Linked DNA regions of Homo sapiens: region 1 is linked to region 2. A link is a contact called in ENCODE Hi-C data. All regions are on one chromosome and are shown on one strand. Each heading gives the region's core, a stretch centred on a gene start or an enhancer-like site at or near the end of the contact. The rest is flanking DNA. Distances are from core to core; before and after follow the strand shown. Region 1 overlaps LOC105373024 (a long non-coding RNA gene). Region 2 holds the start of C1QTNF6 (C1q and TNF related 6).

Evidence for each region. Hi-C counts contacts between places; a loop is a spot of excess contacts on that map. Pooled maps may share reads with other maps.
Region 1: a map of Caki2 shows a loop between it and region 2 (5-fold over the local background). The contact joins the enhancer-like site here to the promoter of C1QTNF6 in region 2. A Hi-C loop is called at or near these places in 2 of 168 maps with a recorded cell type or tissue (Caki2 and endothelial cell of hepatic sinusoid) and 5 of 50 pooled maps.

Annotation. Positions count from the first base shown.
Region 1 is chr22:37,325,567-37,328,266 of GRCh38, forward strand. The region is part of intron 1 of LOC105373024 (a long non-coding RNA gene); the gene reads right to left. Among named protein-coding and RNA genes, the nearest start is that of CYTH4, 44 kb to the left of the region's middle. RefSeq lists an enhancer at 1,751-2,700. Within about 2 kb of position 1,370, at least 4 of the 41 ENCODE cell types and tissues checked have a DNase peak (open chromatin) inside an H3K27ac peak, as active enhancers do.
Region 2 is chr22:37,186,938-37,189,637 of GRCh38, forward strand. C1QTNF6 (C1q and TNF related 6) reads right to left here and starts at 1,310. Exons shown (of 3, transcript NM_031910.4): 1 at 1,226-1,310. The coding sequence starts at 1,276. RefSeq lists enhancers at 414-1,049, 1,050-1,683, 1,684-2,319, 2,320-2,700.

The DNA.
Region 1 (2,700 bases), core at 120-2,619, 140 kb after region 2:
ATCTGGTCCAGAAGCCCGTGGGCTCGCAGAACCTAGTTTGAACCCCAGCTCTGCCACCTCCCAACCATCCCCCAAGGGGTGGGCAAACTACAGCCCCTAGGCCAAATCCTGTCAAACTGTTATGGTACAACCAGAAACCAAGCATGTTTTTTTTTCTTTTTTTTCTCTTTTTCTTTTTCTTTCTTTCTTTTTTTTTTTTTTTTTTTTTTTTTTTTTTTAGATGGAGTTTTCGCTCTTGTTGCCCAGGCTGGAGTGCAGTGGTGCGATCTCGGCTCACTGCAGCCCCTCCCTCCTGGGTTCAAACAAGTTTCCTGCCTCAGCCTCCCAAGCAGCTGGGACTACAGGCACGGGCCACCACACCCGGCTAATTTTTTTGTATTTTCAGTACAGATGGGGTTTCACCATATTGGCCAGGCTGGTCTCAACCTCCTGACCTCAGGTGATCCACCCTCCTCGGCCTCCCAAAGTGCTGGGATTACAGACATGAGCCACTGCACCCGGCTAGGTTTTTTCTATTTCTGAAGATAAAAAAAAAAATTCCTGACATGTGAAAATTATATGAAATTTGAATTTCCATGTTCATCCACTTTTTTAATTAAAATACAGCCACACCCACTTATTTCTGGTACTGTCTATGGCTGCTTTCCCTCTACGGTGGCACCGTTGAATAGTTTTGACCAAGAAGCATGGCTCGTAAAGTCAAAAATATTTACTATGTAGCCTTTTCCAGAAAAGCTTTGCCCATCCCTGCAATAATGGGGCAACGATGAAGCCTCTACGCCTCGGTTTTCTCACCTGGACAGATGGGAATGCCATTAAGTGAGGATGAAGTGAAGGCTGGGAAAGCCCTGAGCACAGTTGGCAGCACCCATCTTAGAAATGCCTTTGACCGGCCCGGTGCAGTGGCTCACGCCTGTAATCCCAGCACTCTGGGAGGCCGAGGCAGACGGATCCCCTGAGATCAGGAATCCAAGACCAGCCTGAGCAACATGGAGAAACCCCATCTCTACTAAAAATACAAAATTAGCCAGGAGTGGTGGCGCATGCCTGTAATCCCAGCTACTCGGGAGGCTGAGGCAGGAGAATCGCTTTAACCCAGGAGGCAGAAGTTGCAGTGAGCTGAGATTGTGTCACTGCACTCCAGCCTGGGTAACAGAGTGAGACTCCGTCTAAAAAAAAAAAAAAAAGAAAGAAAGAAAGAAAAAGAAATGCCTTTGACTTTTGCCAAGCCCCTGCTGCTTGCTGCCTCCCCATCCCGAATCACGGCTACCTGGGTGGATGCACTTTGAACTCAAGATATTCATCCCCTGCCCCCATTCATCCTGCTTGTCCTCACTCCAAGCTTATCAACCTGGCCTCCAGCCACCCTCTCCCGTCAGTGACCCAGCCTGACCGGTTCCACCTCCAGCACCCAGCACAATCCCTGCCCCACACTGGTTCTTAGCAAACATTTTCTTTCTCTTTTTTTGAGACGGAGTTTCACTCTTGTTGCCCAGGCTGGGGTGCAATGGCGCAATCTCAGCTTACTGCAACCTCTGCCTCCTGGATTCAAGCAATTCTCCTACCTCAGCCTCCCAAGTAGCTGGGATTACAGGCATGCGCCACCATGCCCGGCTGATTTTGTATTTTTAGTAAAGATAGGGTTTCACCATGTTGGTCAGCCTGGTCTCGAACTCCTAACCTCAGGTGATCTGCCCACCTCGGCCTCCCAAAGTGCTGGGATTACAGGTATGAGCCACCGCACCCGGCCTCAGCAAACATTTTCTAGATGGATGGATGGATGGGTGGATATTTTGCAGTCTTTCTCCATTCCTTCAACTCTAGCCTCCATCATCTCCTTCCAGGTCTCCCTGCTCCCCCCTTCATTTCATCCCCGACTCTGTAGCCAGGGTCACCTGCCTCCTCCCTGGATCCCCAGTGCAGCACAGGTGCTGAGCCACCCCCCTCCACCAAACACCCAAACTGCTAGCACTTCCCTGAGCCCAGCAGGTTGTATCAAGCCTCCAGATGTTTGCCCATTCAGTTTTCTCTGCCTGGAACCTTCTTTATTCCCAGTCCAATGGGCTTTGCATCCTCTACTTGACCCCCAAGACTTAGTTCAGGACCAAAGCCTTTGAAGCCATTCCAGGTCTCTCCCCCTTCTCCCACTGCCCCAGTATACAAACCTATCTCGGTACCAGTGGGACTTTGGTACCTTTATGAATATGCATGAGTTTCTCCTGGTGAGCCTGTGAGCCTCTTGAGGGCCAGAACTGTGACTAGTATTTCTTTTCTTTTTTCTTTCTTTTTTTTTTTTTTTAAGACAGAGTCTCTCTCTGTTGCCCATGCTGGAGTGCAGTGGCACAATCATGGCTCACTGCAACCTCCACCTCAAGCGATTTTTCTGCCTCAGCCTCCCAAGTAGCTAGGATTACAGGCGCCCACCACCACACGCGGCCAATTTTTGTATTTTTAGTAGAGATGGGGTTTCACCATACTGGCCAGGCTGGTCTTGAATTCCTGACCTCAAGTGATCCACCCACCTCGGCCTCCCAAAGTTCTAGGATTACAGGTGTGAGCCACCGCATCCGGCCTATGACTAGTATTTCTGAATCACCAGTCCCAGCAAAGGCATGCCGCGGAGAAGACAATAAATTTTTAATAAATGAGTCAACGGAGGAAGGAAGGAATTAATATAGCTGGGATCATCTCCCTCCCTGG
Region 2 (2,700 bases), core at 60-2,559:
AGGTGCAGTGACTTACTCCTGCAATCCCAGCACTTTGGGAGGCCACGGAGAGAGGATCACTCGAGTCCCGGAGTTCGAGACCAGTCTGGGCAACATAGTGAGACCCTGTCTCTATTTTTCAAAAATTAAAACTAAAAATAAATAAAGCGGCAGGAGCCCTGCCCCCCACCCCCAGAGCTGGATGGTAGCAGCAGGAGAAGGGGGCTGGACAGGAAGTCTCCAGAGCCACCTCCCTCTTCCTGGAGGTGACTCTTCCCAAGCTTCTCTCTGCCCACCCTGGTTGGGTTCCTGGTTCTGCTCAATAAGGAGGTCAAATCCTCAGAGATCAACATCCTCCCTGTCTGAGACTGTCATCCTCAACTTTTACTTATAAATGACAAATCCCAGTGGTTTTGGAAATCCCAAAATTCCCTTCTTTTTCCCAGCCACAGATATGACCTCATGAGAAAAGCTGAGGTCTTAGAGTCAAATCTGAGACCCAGAATAGTTTGCAAGCTGTGTGACCTAGGGCTAGTGGCTGAACCTCTCTGGGCTTCCTGCTCCTTGATACTTACAAGGAAATGACACCACCCTTTCCCTCCCAGGTAATTTGGAAGGATTTCAATGCAGGAAAAGTGCCTGCCTTATAAAAGACTTAAAAAAAAAAAAAAAAGTGTGCTTTGACTTCTTCCCTGTGCCTGCATGGGATGGGAAGGAGAACTTCTCCCAGAGGACTGGCATGGTTTGGGAGCATTTCTGTTTCCTATTGGCCCCAGCGGATGGGAGTCAAAGGCTGTGAGACACAGAACCGTGGCCTGGGAGCAGGAATCAGGAAGCCGTTAACGAGGAATCATAACCACAGCCAGGATCACGAACTAGCTCTGGGGGTGGGTGCCAGGCAGGGACCAAGTGTGGGAACCAAGTCATAGGGAGGACTTTTGGGGTCCTTGCTGCTTCCACTGGGACCTCTTTGGGGAGGGAGCGGCAGGGCAACTTTTCTCGGTCCAGGCAGGCCGTGCAGAGCTGAGTTTGTGTGTGCCCGGGTAGGGGCGGGCACAAACCGGGAGCAGTGGAGCGCAGCCCTCAGCCAGAGGCAGGAGGAAATGTGGAGGGGAGAGCCTGGAGAGGCTGTCCCAGTCAGAGGGAGAGAGCAGGGCCCGAGATGCTTCCAGGAAGCAAGGAGGGAGGAGAGGAATTCCAGGCTCTGACCCCAGCCCCCAAGCTTGAGGAGCCTCTGGTCACTCACCCTGTGTCCTGTGGCCTCCCCAGGCGACTCACGGACCCTGAGCCACTGCATGGCCTCTGGCTCCTTGGCCCATGTCTGCAATACTAACTTGTTGCTGGCCCAGACCCCCAGGCCCAGCAGAGGAGGGAGAGAGGAGGGGATGGAGGGAGAGAGGGCGGAGGGAGGGCGGAGGGAGAGGGCAGAGCCGCTTCCCACTTCCCCTCCTCCCTGCTCCCTCCCTTTCAGCCTCTGGGTTCTGCGGAGATAAAGGGAGGCAGGGATTTCCTTTGCTTAACTCTTTGGTGATCCAGTGGGGTCTTGCTTGATTCAAAGGCCTAGAAAGTCAGAGCAGGCAGGAGTCTGAGGCCCCCTGATGATTGGGAAATGGACACAGGCATGGGGCACAGGAGCCCCTAGGTTGCTCAGGAAGGGGGAGGCAGCCCTGAGTCCACCCTGAGCTAAAGTGCTTAACTGCTCTGAGTCACAGAGGCAGGGTGGGTAGCAGAGAAGGTGCAGGTGTTGGCCCTCCAGGCACAGGCTAGAATCCTGGCCCTGCTACCACAGTCGCGTCGCCTCTCAGAGCCTAGGTGTTCCAGAACTGCAGTCCTCAGCCCCCTTTGTGCCAGGCACATGGGAGGGCTTAACCCATGTTTGTTGGGTGAATGACCAGGCTGACCTCCTCAGGTATCATGCAAGTGTTACCAGAGAGGGGTACTGATCAGACCCCAAGAGAGAATTCTTGGATCTTGCACCAGAAAGAATTTGGGGTAAGTCCACAGAGCAAAGTGAAAGCAAGTTTATTAGAGAAGCAAAGAAACAAAAGAATGGCTACTCCATAGGCAGAGCACCCCCAAGCACTGCTAGTTGGCTATTTTTATAGTTATTTCTTGATCCTATGCTAAACAGGGGTGGATTATTCATGAGTTTTCCAGGAAAGGGGTGGGAATTTCCTGAAACTGAGGCTTCCTCCCCCTTTTAGACAATATAGGGTAATTTCCGGACATTGCCATGGTATTTGTAGGCTGTCTTGGTGCTGGTAGAAGTGTGTTTTAGCAAGCTAACACATTTTAATTAACATACAATGAGCAATAAGGATGACCAGATGTCACTTTCATTGCAATCTTAGATTTGGCAGGTTTTGGCTGGTTTGTTTACCGCATACTGTTTCTCAGCAGGGTCTTGATGACCTGTATCTTGTGATACCAGTCCTGCCAACTTCCTATCCCTTCCTGTGACTACAAATGCCTGACCTCCTGGGAATGCAGCCTGGCAGGTCTTAGCCTCATTTTACCCAGCCCCTATTCAAGATGGAGTTGCCCTATTTTGAACACCTCTGACATATTTCCCTACTCTCTTTTACGAGGGAACGTTTAATCTTAAGGGTTGTAGAGGCATGAAGATCCATCTTCTGTAACTTCTTCAGGCTGAATAGAGGCGATGATATTCCTGCCTAACTATTAGAGTCTCTTGGGTTTGGTGCAGAGAGGAACTGAGTA